Linked DNA regions of Homo sapiens: region 2 is linked to region 1. Evidence: chromatin contacts called from ENCODE Hi-C or POLR2A ChIA-PET data. All regions are on one chromosome and are shown on one strand. The core of a region is the stretch at or near the end of the contact, and the rest is flanking DNA. Distances in the headings are between cores, read along the strand shown.

The links. A loop is a pair of places that touch in the nucleus more often than their neighbours do. ChIA-PET counts read pairs that join two places held with the same protein, here RNA polymerase II (POLR2A). Pooled maps may share reads with other maps.
Region 2: a pooled map shows a loop between it and region 1 (11-fold over the local background). The contact joins two enhancer-like sites. A Hi-C loop is called at or near these places in 1 of 168 maps with a recorded cell type or tissue (PC-3), 9 of 37 single-sample maps with no recorded cell type and 12 of 50 pooled maps. POLR2A ChIA-PET finds 5 or more read pairs at or near these places in 2 of 52 experiments (activated CD4-positive, alpha-beta memory T cell and activated T-cell).

Annotation. Positions count from the first base shown.
Region 1 is chr4:54,275,312-54,281,394 of GRCh38, reverse strand. PDGFRA (platelet derived growth factor receptor alpha) reads right to left here. Exons shown (of 23, transcript NM_006206.6): 13 at 3,903-4,007; 14 at 3,389-3,499; 15 at 2,880-3,033; 16 at 913-1,079. Among named protein-coding and RNA genes, the nearest start is that of PDGFRA, 49 kb to the right of the region's middle. RefSeq lists enhancers at 1-302, 2,716-3,239. Within about 2 kb of position 3,479, at least 2 of the 41 ENCODE cell types and tissues checked have a DNase peak (open chromatin) inside an H3K27ac peak, as active enhancers do.
Region 2 is chr4:54,313,926-54,320,451 of GRCh38, reverse strand. No RefSeq gene overlaps it. Among named protein-coding and RNA genes, the nearest start is that of LINC02283, 16 kb to the left of the region's middle. Within about 2 kb of position 4,716, at least 2 of the 41 ENCODE cell types and tissues checked have a DNase peak (open chromatin) inside an H3K27ac peak, as active enhancers do.

The DNA.
Region 1 (6,083 bases), core at 2,230-4,729:
TTCTTTTTTAAATGGATTGTACCTTTCACTTAAGAACCTGAAAACATTCAGAGCACATCAATAATTTCCAAAACAATGTCCAGGGCAGCTCAACACTTTTTTGCATTGACTAATGGGAAGGCTCAGACCCAAAAAGGCAAGCTCACAGGACAAGCCAATGTCAGACTTCCAGCTTCATGTCTGTGACCAGTTCAGGGCTCTGGAGGAACCACCCTGAGCAGATGTGAAGTGATCCATCTGGTCTGGGCATCAGCTGGACTCCCTGGAGTTTATAAATCAATTTAACCCTGCCACATATTCATGTACTTGAAAAACAGATAGACCCACCTTCAAAATACATTCAACAGAAACACTGGTCCAGAAAATATAACTGCAAATTATCTACTCTAGAGTTCCTATCACAAATTGAATGTTAGGAAAAGTAAAAGCAAGGGTTACTGAACTCATAGACATCAGAGACTTCTAAAACTTAAGGGAAAAAAAGCAAGGTGAGGAACCAACATAAGACAGCCAACTTGTAATTCTGCCAAGTAAGGGCATTAAAAAAAATCAATCACCATATTTTCATTAAAAAAGAAAAAGACAGCAATAAAAAAGGAAGTTCATTATATCAGAATAAATAATTATTTTTTTTAAAAAATGTTTACTGCAGGAACACACCAAGAAAATTCTTTAAAACTATTAAATTTAAAGTTTAAAAAATTTGTTACATTGTCAGCTTTTATTCTTTTCAATTTACAGGCCACAAACCTGGAAACATGTCACAGAACTGGTTGTGCAGACCTGCATTTAGAGACCACGTGGGCTGCCAGGTTCACTTACCATCCCTATACACTTCCCTCTAAATACTTTAAGTATCATATTAAACCACTGGAAAGTCCCAACACCCAGAGTGAGTATAGACACTTTTACCTAACATAGATTTCTTCTTATATGAGGCTGGACGATCATAGAGTGATCTCTGGATGTCGGAATATTTAGAAACCTCTTTCCTTTCTAGCATGGGGACATACTGTGTAGTATCAGCCTGCTTCATGTCCATGTAGTCACCATTGTTTTCAAAAGATAAAATAACATAGCTGTAAAAACAGAAAGAGAAATCTTACCCAGGGTGCCCTTCTGAAGTGGTCATTCCACTTTCAGTAGATGATGATTATGTGCCAGGTACTGAGGTAGGCATGGGAGCTAACTGGGTAAAAGCAAAACCAATCCATACCTTTCACATGAGGTGATCTAGTCAAGGAAATGAGCATTAATCAAATAGTCGCACAAATACATGCATCACAGCAATTCCACTACTGGGTATCTACCAGAGGAAAGGAAGTCATACTAAAAAGATACTTGCACACACATGTTTATAGCAGCACAATTCACATATTGAAAAAATGTGGAACCAACCCCAAATGCCCATCAATCAAGGAGTGGATAAAGAAACTGCAGTGTATCTATACATATGTATGTGTAGGTGTGCATATATATATATATATATGTAACTCAGCTATAAAAAGGAATGAATTAATGGCTTTTGCAGCAACCTGGATGGGATTAGAGACTATTATTCTAAGTGAAGTAACTCAGAAATGGAAACCAAACATCGTACGTTCTCACTCATAAGTGAGAGCTAAGCTATGAGGATGCAAAGGCATAAGAATGACACAATGGACTTGGGGACTCGGGGAAAAATTGAGAGGCAGGTGAGGGATAAAAGACTACAAACTGGGTTCAGTGTATACTGCTCCAGTGATGGGTGCACCAAAATCTCACAAATCACCACTGAAGAATTTACTCATGTAACCAAATACCACTTGTTCCCCAAAAACCTATGGAAATAAAAAAATTTTTTAAATAGGGAAAAAAAGAAATGTAAAAAACAAAATAAATACACAGATCAACTCAAACTCAGCTGTGTTGTGAAGGAAGAAAGGTTTCAATAGCTTGTAAGGAAAATGACTTGATCTGGGGGTCAAGGAAGCACTTTTCAGAAGACGTAGAATGGATCCCACTGACAAAGATGGGAAAGACTAGCGGAATATTTGTCATGGCACCTGGCACATACAAAGGACTCCACAAATGTCAGCTGCCATGATGACTACTGTTCACTTGTTTTCAGAGCCAGTTCCCTGCACATCCTTAGCAGGAGCCCGCACATCCTGAAGAGCCACATCTAAGACAGTGGGGCTGTGCTCCCATGGACCTGTAAGTCCATTACACTTAAAGTTTGAAGAATTCACTACGTTAAGTCTGTCATTATTCTTTCTCAGTTTTTCAACTCACAAGCCTTGGTTGGAACTTGAGCCGTGTGGCCATGTGGCTTGGGCATACAATTCCTTCTACCCAATCAATTTAGCACCCATTTGGTGTCCACCAAGTAATTTATTATGAAGTGAATTCATTGTACTTTCTGATCTTACAGAATTTCTTACCTACAGAGTTCTTTATAGCCACTTGTAGATTTCTGCAGTAGGGATCACTATCATTGACGTCATTTATAGGTCCAGGTTCAGCAAGGACCTCGAGCTTGGAGATCCACAGACAGTTCTTGCAAGGTTCCAGAACTCAAGCATCCCTGGCCAGAGCTGCATTTTATAGGTCTAAGTGGATCACATGTAAATAGCAGAAGAGCTCCCAGAGTCATTCTAACTCACTCTCATTCAAACCTATCAGCAAGGCCTTCCCATGTGACACCCCAGTCCAAAACACCTTTAGACATCATGCATCTCTCTGCATGACCATGGAAAGACTGGACAGGGTGGTTTGACTCTAAGTCTTGCTACCTTGGGCACTGAATCTGCAGACATGATATCTATCAGGACATGGGTCTTTCCATTTGTGATGCCTGTAAGATAATGATAGACAGCAACATCTCTCTTTGCACCCACCTCCGTGTGCTTTCATCAGCAGGGTTCAATCCAAAGATATCCAGCTCTTTCTTTGGCTTCTCTGGGTGGTGGCTCAGGAAGCTATCCCTATTCTTATGCAAATAGTTGACCAAATCTCCATAGAAGCAATACTCTGTGATGATGTAAATGGGGCCTATGGGGACAAAAGCCGTTAGGAGATGGGTATGAAAATGAAGAACAGAAAAGCCATGAATTGTCCTGCAGACCATATGGCACAGAAAAAAATAAGATACCAAAAAAGTTTTTTTTTTTTTTTTTTTTTTTTTTTTTTAATAAAGAGCCATGAATGGCTATGACTGGACTGGCAACAGATTTTGCTCAAAAACCAATGAGCTTCCATCAATTCAAGGGACCAGTCAGCTCCATTCAAGGGACTTCTATTCCCTGCCATGTGTGGGGATGGAGAGTGGAGGATTTAAGCCTGATTGAACAGTTTTCACAACCACATGTGTCCAGTGAAAATCCTCACTCCAGGTCAGTGAGCCCACCTGACTTGGTGCAGGCTCCCAGCAAGTTTACAATGTTCAAATGTGGCCCCAGGTGAGTCATTATCTTCAGTTCAGACATGAGAGCTTGTTTTTCACTGGATCTGGCCGTGGCTGTTGAAAGAATAAATCACATATCAGTCCAGCTGAGCTACCAACTTCCTGTTCTCAGAAAAAAACCAAGAATATGACTAATCCTGTGATTGGATATCATTCTATTTACCAGAAGTCTAAAAGAAGCAGATAGCTACTTGGCCTCAGTGCTAATAACTAATTCCTGGTCTTTCTAGTAAAAAGAAGTCACTGGAAATAACAAGCTCTTAATTTTCCAACATACAGGCAGCAAGAGCAATCTAAATAAACCTAATCTAAATACACATAAAACCTGGAGTCAAAATAATCAGGACCTAGTCCTAAATGTCTTATTTACTAGCTGCATGATTTTGAGAAATTCCCTTAATATCCCCATGCTCAAAAAATCCCCGTGCTCAAAAAATCCCCAGGAAGGAGCACTTACGTTTTAGCATCTTCACTGCAACTTTCATGACAGGTTGGGACCGGCTTAATCCATAGGCTGTTCCTTCAACCACCTTCCCAAACGCTCCAGACCCCAAGACCCGACCTGTGGGCAGGCAGAATCATTAACACCCAAAAACTCCAGACGCCTCCTCAGCTTTCTGCACCGTAGCCAGCTCTCTGCGGGCGGACAGCTGGGCGAGTGTCTTTCCTGTTTGGAGTAATCATAATGACTCCTCCAAGTCATCGTGTCAAAAAAGGAATTGAGCCCACAGGGAAGGAAATTAGCATAATTGCTTTTGTCGAATAACACTTGCAAGGGAAAGAAAACACAGACGGGAGAAAGGAGGGTGCAGCCCTCCCTGGTGTGAGCGCGCTGTCTACCAGCTCCGTGCTGGGCCAGCCCCTGGGATCCTCTTGCCTTCGGGGCTCTCACCCACACCTCCTGGCTCTCTCCCCTTCTGTTTTCCATATGCAAACAGGGGCATCTTTTGTCTTAGTAAATTACTAGCCACTGGAAATACTTCAGTATTCAAAATATCACTGATTCTAAGGAGTGACTAAATAAAAACTTCAGGCTGGGCTCACTGCTCCCTATTTGTTAGGAAAGCCACTCTACCAAGAGCTAAACATGCCCGAGAGCACAGCAATTAGCTTCATGTTGGGAGGAGACATACGTAAAGACACTGAAGCTGTTGTCCCACCCTGAAAGAGCTCACCCTGAGAGAAACATTTCCCGGGGTGTCAGTCTCACCACGGATAGCCAAGCCAGGAAAAGACTTGGCTCATAAAAGACACTAACAGCCAACACTGCCTCTTACTGCACGTCTGTGTTACTGAAAATCGTACCTGGAAAGGTATTGCTTCACCAGCAATGCCTCTTGGTATAATGGGAATTATGCCCTTTTCCCCATATTTTACTACTTTTTAACTCCCTAAGCTCCTCATCCCTTGTTGGGAAATAGGCAGGAAAATAAAGAAAGCTTAGATATAAATATTTGAAATTGGGGGGCAGCTCTTATAACCGCCCCATGGATTCTCCTTGTCCGCTGCCTAGACAGAGCCGATTTACCAAGACAGGGGAATTGCAATAGAAAAAGGGTTTAATTCACACAGAGCCAGCTGTACGGGAGACCTATTCTACTATTACTACTATTACTCGAATCAGTGTCTCTGAAACTGGGGGAATTTCTACTATTCTGCTATTACTCAAATCAGTGTCTCTGAAACTGGGGGAATGGGGTTTTTAAGGATGATTTGGTGGGTAGGGGGTGAAAAGGGGAGTGCTGATTGGTTGGGTCAAAGATGAAATTATAGGGAGCTGATGCTGTCCTCTTGCACTGAGTCAGTTCCTAGGTAGGGGCCCCAAGATCAGATGAGCCAGTTTATTGACCTGGGTGGTGTCAGCTGGTGCATCGAAATACAGGGTCTCCAAAATATCTCAAGCACTGACCTCAGGTTTTACAACAGTGACCCCTAAACCATACTTTCTAATCTTGTAGCTAATTCGTTAGTCCCGCAAAGGCAGTCTAGTTCCCAGGGAAAAAGAGGGTTTGTTTTGGCAAAGGGCTATTATTGTCTTTTTTTCAAAGTCAAACTATAAACTAAGTTCCTCTCAAAGTTAGTTCGGCCTATGCCCAGGAAGGAACAAGGACAACTTGGAGGCTAAAGCAAAATGGAGTTGGTTAGGTCATATCTCATTCACTGTCATAATTTCCTCAGTTACAATTTTTGCAAAGGTGATTTCACTCTGGTGCCTTGCTTGATTTCAGTTTACCTAACTCTCTAAGAAGACTTAAACTCTTCTGTATTTTGCAATGAGACCGGTGGATAATTAAAACCTGCATTTGGCATTCTTTAACATATATACTGTTAGATCATTCATCATAACACAACCTCTACCTCTACTTTCATTTGCCTTTGTCTTGCTTTCATTCATTAGGAATGTGATTTAAAAAAGAAATACTCCCTTGGACTAAAGCTTCATATACTTGGTCTCAGCCCAGGATTGAAATACTTGAAATGCTTGTGATAAGTTGGCTTGCTTATTTTTACATATTTTGCCTCAAAATGTACCTATATTTTTATATTCCATATTCCAAATATGTAAAAAGGAGTATCTAATGCATCTTCAGAATGTACTGAATCAAAATACATTTTGTGGTTGTCCTCATTCATTTCT
Region 2 (6,526 bases), core at 3,467-5,966, 38 kb before region 1:
TATAACCTTTGGCTCTTCTATTTTTCTTTATTTCCTCCCTGGGACTTGGGCCTAATGGCTGGGGCTTCATTGGCCCTCTTGGACCATGAAGTAAACTTGAGGATGGAAGCTACACACTAAGGGTGGGGAAATGAGCAGAAAGATAGTTTCTGGGTCTCTGATGACTGTGAAGTTACCCTACCAGTCTGGGTGACTTCCAGGTTTCTTTGACATGAAATAAAAAATAAGCTTCTGCATTGTATAAGCCACTGATATTTGGATTTTGTGATTTATGCAGTCAAACTTAATCTGATAGATCATTCATACAATAATCAAACATGACAGTGAATTCAAGAGACTATATAGGAATACGCAAGAAAGGATAATGCAGGTCGGGTTGCTGCATGAAAGAAGAAAATGTTCTGTCTTATATCATCAGGGAAATTTTCCACATTTCTTTCAATGTCTTGAACTGGGAGTGCAACAACCAAAGCAGAACGTCCCAAGTCTCTCCCCTTGGGAGTCTATTAGCAACTGCATCTTTGAAATCACAAGGGCATGTCAATTCCATATACTGAAAGCAAGTACAAAAACTGTGCTCAATGTGATTAAGACCTAACAACTATAATTGAATAATTGCAAAGTTTATTTCAGACAATTTAGAAAGTGCAGGTATCTCAACTGCTTGGAATTCACATTCTGTACAAAGTTTGCTTGCAAAATTTCCAGAAAATTTTATTTATATATATATTTTTTTATATTTTATATATATTTTTTATATTTTATATATATTATATTTTATATATATTTTATATTATATATATAATATATATATATATAAACGTGATTCTCAGTTCCTGTTAGTCCACTAATTCTTCTAGAAGTTGGTCTCCAGGTTGCCTGACAAAGGAGGTATGTGAAGGCCAAAATCCAACCTGGTCTTTCTGCCCAAAGGCTACCTGGGGGTAGGGCCAGTTCCGCCTGGAGGCAGCAGCACTTTTTACAATTTGTCCCCCTTAAGAGGCATCCTTTGGCAATTGACACTGAGATGCTAATGCATTAGCAAGTCCCCTGGTAGATACATGCACTCACGTTGCTCCTCTAAATGGCATTCAAGAAGCTGAGGCATGGGAAGGCGTATCAGGAGTCCCTCCAAACAGCCGAGTAGGCAGATGAGCACTTTGAGGGATTGGTACACAGAAATTTATTACAGGTAGACAGGTATGGATAACCTGTGACCGAGCTGTAGCCACTAATATAAACTCCAAAAAGAGGAAAGCATTTTACTTCCGACCAAGACTAAGGAAATGAGGATGTGACAAAAAGGGGAAATTTTGAAGAAATTTCTTTGGCGCTTCTGTTGCTCTCTAGCAGCCCCTTGTGGTACTTGAAACAATCTGCAGCCCGGTGCCTCTTCCAGGGCCTGCTCTTAGCTGCAAGAGGTTTGAACCCTAAGAAACCGATACCTCAAATGCATTAGAATCCCTCTTCTAGGCACAAGAATCTCATATACCTTTCAAAAAAAAAGTTCACAGTAGCCAAAAAGAAACTAGCAATGCATCAATTTTCTGAACACCAGTGAAGCTCATTCTGTAAGAGAACCAGTTGGGTTAAGAATCTCTCTCTGTCTCCCCCGTTCTCCAAACATTTCATAAAATCTGTGCTCAGGTAAATCAATGGACACAATACCACAGTTCTGTAGGATAGACAGCCAGGAAGTAGGCAAAGGTCGGCTCATGAAGGGCCCTTTGTGTTCTGCTGGGAAATTTTAAGGCAATAGGGAGGTAGGTAGGATGTAAGTAAGGAGGTGACACGATCAAACCTATTATTTACAAAAGATCGTCCTGGAAACAGGGTGCAGCTTGGTTGGGCTGGGGGGAGAATATGGATTAGGAGACTGTGACGTCAAGACTGACTTGGGTCAGGAGACGCTGACCCAAGGCAAGCGTGGAGGCATAAAGACAGAAAAGGAGAGCTTGAAGAGACATGTGTGATGAGAACTGGAAGAGACATGTGTGATGAGAACTGAAGGGCTTAGCAAATGGCCAGATTTCCAACTAAAACAACTCAGTGGCTGGGATCGTCAAGAACTGATACTGCAAACAGGATGTGTGGAGTACGGTAAGGGGTGGAGAGATTGGAAGAGGAGAACTGGATGAGTTTAGATGGTTTCATGGAAAGAGCTTTGCCTCTGGAGTAAGGCTCCTGCCCTGATGCTACTTTGTTCTGTTTTCTATTTGGCATCCATTTCTATGTAGCATCCATTAATCAGAGGGCCAAACTAATGGCCAAAGTTGTTAACATCTCCCCAGAAATCCAGCTTCCACAGGTGCATGAAAATCATTTACAGACCTTCCAACCAGTCCTCAGTCCGTACCCCAAATCACCTCCCCTATCAAACTCACACACCCAAGGGCTAGGCACCAGGTGACTAGAGAATGTCCCAATGCCCCAAAGCCTGCTAGAAGGATGTAGACTAGCCAGTCCTACACTGTTTACCCTGTCCCGCCTTGCCTTTCCTGCAGAAATCCCAGTCCAGGCTGTGGCCTATGCTTTCCCCTTCTGCCTCTTGACCTCTTATGCTTCCCCATGTGACCCTGTGTCACATGACATGCCTTCTCCTCTTGGGAAATGTAGTAAAAATCTTTCAATGGCATTAACTTCTGTGTGATACCACTCAATTCCTTTTATTTATCTTGTTTTTATAGACAAGGTCTCAATCTGTCACCTATGCTGAAATGCAGTCGTGCTATCACAGCTCACTGCAGCCTCAACCTCCTGGGCTCAAACGCTCCTCTTGCCTCAACCTTCTAAGTAGCTGGAAGTACAGGTGTGCACCAACACCAAGACTAGCTAATTTTTTTTTTTTTTTTTTTTTGTAGACACGGGGGTCTCACCAGCTCAGGCTGGTCTGGAACTCCTGACCTCAAGCGATCCTCCTGCCTCAGCCTCCCAAAGCATTGGGATTACAGGCTTGACCCACCATGCCCGGCCTCAATTTGCTTTAAAAATTAAGACATGAGCACAAATCACACCTCTTCCTTTGTAATTCTAGCTATGTTACTACCTTTGAATTTTCTTTTGCTCACCTAAAATATATGAGTAATAAAAAAAATTTATGTGATTGTCATGAGGCTTATTTAAAATATATGATAACAGGACGGGTGTGGTGGCTCATGCCTGTAATCTCAGCACTTTGGAAGGCCAAAATGAAAGGATCACTTAAGACCAGGAGTTTGAGACCAGCCTGGTCAACATGAAGAGACCCCCATCTCTTTTTTTTTTTTTTTTTGAGACAGAGTCTCACTCTGTCACCCAGGCTGGAGTGCAGTAGTATGATCTCGGCTCACTGCAACCTCCGTCTCCCAAATTCAAGCAATTCTTCTGCCTCAGCCTCCTGAGTAGCTGGGACTACAGGCGTGCACCACCATGCCCGACTAACTTTGGTATTTTTAGTAGAGATGGAGTTTCACCATAGTGGCCAGGCTGGCCTCAAACTCCTGTCCTAGTGATCCACCCGCCTTGGCCTCCCAAAGTGCTGGGATTACAGGTGTGAGCTGCCACACCCGGCCCCCATCTCTTAAAAAAAAAGAAAAGTTATAAAAGTCTTTGCACATTATAATCATGTTCATTATTATCACTAACTCTCAAGAATGTGATCTGCTAGTGCCTTTTTCCCAGCAAACTCAGCTTCTTACAGGCACAATATTGTCAATGAATTCATGTTCATGAAGCATCACCCCTGTCCAGATGCAGGGCATCCTATAACCCAGGTAAATTCACTGTGATCTGACCAAGCAACAGATATAGAGCTATGAGAAACAGGATTGGTTGGTCTTACCTAATGCATACAAAACTCTTCACTTAAAAGAGAAAAATTAGTAAAAAGGACTCCCCCTGTGTATTTTTTTAAATGTTATATTTATGATCATTCTAGCTAGAACTTTTCAGGAGTCCAACTATTCAGAACTTGACTATTAAGCCTTTGTTTAAACCCAATTGTTAGTTTATAAAAACTTCCCGCTAGACTCTCAATTATTGTTGTTCTAAACACAATGATTTGAGAACAAAAATGAAACAAAAGATGTTTTAGAAAGAAAAGAAAGGCAATACATGAAAAAAAGCAGACAGAAGGAAAATGGCCTTTTCCAGCAGCAAAATGCTGTTCTTGTTATTCCAAAACATAACAGTAATTCTACAGAGAGCCTCCCACAGTTTCAAGTTGCTAACAAAGAAAGGCTTGTCCAATACCAGTCAGAGAGTATCAGAACCAAGATGGTGACTCTCTTTAAAGGAACTCAGCATGAGAAAATTTCTAGATTTCCCATAGCATTTAATGCTAACTCCATGTGGTTCAGAGTGAGAACAGATTGCAGCAGGATCACAACCAGAATGAGGCATGTGAGATGCCTGAGGTGCAAAATTTAAGGAGGCACATGGACTCCCAACTCTGTTGAGTGTCCCTGGTCCCCACCCTATGGTACAGCTACAAGGATAAAGAATTTCCATTCTAACACCATTAACATAGAGGAGCTCTATCAAGTGGCTAGCCCTCAGCTGTAGCATAGTCTAAATACACACTATTGTATGCTGTACTCCACGCTGAAGCAGGCCTCTATGGATGGACTGGGTCCTTTGCCAAGTAGCTTTCATAGAAATCTAACGACAGTCCTGAATTTGAAGAGGAACTGAAACTAAACATTTGCTTATTCAGACCAGAAGTAGAACAAACTCTCAGCCTCAGTGAGGTACAAGTCAGTGTTTCTGAGAAATTCACAAGTTCTACAAAAACACCTTTTATGAAAGTAGCCACCACCCAAGATCACCCACGTACTTAATTCCAGTAGTGCTTGGGGTAAAAAATTTCCCTATATCTAGTTCTTCCTTTAGCCTCACTCACTCCAGGCTTGGACAGGTTGCCAGTAAAACTCTGGGTTTTTTTTTAAATCTGGGATACAATTATTCCCATAAGTCTGATGGCAAATGAGTGCATTCTGTGGAGTGTTTGGTTTTTCCAGATTCAAGAAAAGCTCTATTTAACTGCAAAGGGTGCTTTTCAGCTGTGTCCCTACTAAAAGCTTCCCATACAGTCACTCTCAAGACTGTTGTTCTTTTTTCACTAGAGACGGCCACAGTCATTATGTTGTAAGCATTCTGAGTTGATGCACATGGGAAGGAACTTCGGGGTCAACATTCAATCTGGCTTCAGGAGTTGCCAGATTTGAGTGTTGGTTTCTCAGTTAGTCTGCTGCCCCGAAGCTCCCCCATAAATCCTTCTGTGAATGGGTAATTTATTCAATCCTGCAACAAATATTTACTGAGCACTTACTCTGAACCAGCACTGTTCCAGGCACCAGGGATGTATCAGTGAACAAAACATGCAAATTCTGTCATCACATAGTTTACATTCTAGAAGGGGAGGCAGAAAATAACCAAAAGCACGTCAATAAACTATACAGTAAGTTAGAAGATTATACGTTGTAGGGGAAGAAAGAGAAAGTTGAGCAGGGTAGGTGGGATGGGATGTGCTGGGGATGGGGGCAGCATAGAGGTGGACATGGTGGGATGGTGCCGATGGCAAGGTTAAATAGGACTGTCAAAGTCGGCCTCTTGGAAAAGATGAAATTAAGGAGATACTTTAAGGAAGTGAGAGGATTATCCAAAGATAACTAGGGAAAGAGCATTCCATACAAAGGGAACAGCCAGTTCAAAGGCCATGACAGGGGTGTGTTCTTGTTGTGCTCTAGAAACTGCAATGAGGCCCGTGAGGTTGGAAGGAAGTGAACAAAGAGAACGGAAGAGAACTTTGAAGAGGTGACGAAGGCCAGATCGTGACAGGCCTTGATAAGTGTAAGACGAAAAGACATTGCACGGTTTTGAGCAGAAGAGTGATCATGACTTCATTTTAAAAGGATTCCTCTAGCTGCTGCTTTGAAAATAGTCTGTTGTGGGAGGGAAAACAGCAAAGTGGGGAGACTTTTGAGGAGCCTACTGCAGTCATACAGGTGAAAGGTCATGATGGCATGGCCCAGGGTGGCAGCACTAGAGAGAGTGAGAGCGGTCAGATTCTGAATAGATTTCAGGTATGCTTAAGGGAGAACCAGAATCTTGGCAGATTAGACACAGAACGTGAGAAAGAGGATTGCCAAGGATGACTCCAAGATTTGGGGCATGAGCAACTGGAAAATTAGAGTTGCCATCAACTGAGATGATGGACACTGATGGTGGATCAAGCTTGAGAGAAGGAAGAAGTTAAGTTTTTTGTTTTTTTGGTTTTTTTGTTTGTTTGTTTTTTGAGATGGGGTCTCGCTCTGTCACCCAGGCTGGAGTGCAATGGCACAATCTCGGCTCACTGCAACTTCCGCCTCCTGGATTCAAGAGATTCTCCTGCCTCAGCCTCCTGCGTAGCTGGGATTACAGGTGCGCACCATCATGCCCAGTTAATATTTGTATTTAGTAGAGATGAGGTTTCACCATGTTAGTCAGGCTGGTCTCAAACTCTTAACCTCATGGTCAGCCTGCCTCAGCCTCCCAAAGTGCTGGGATT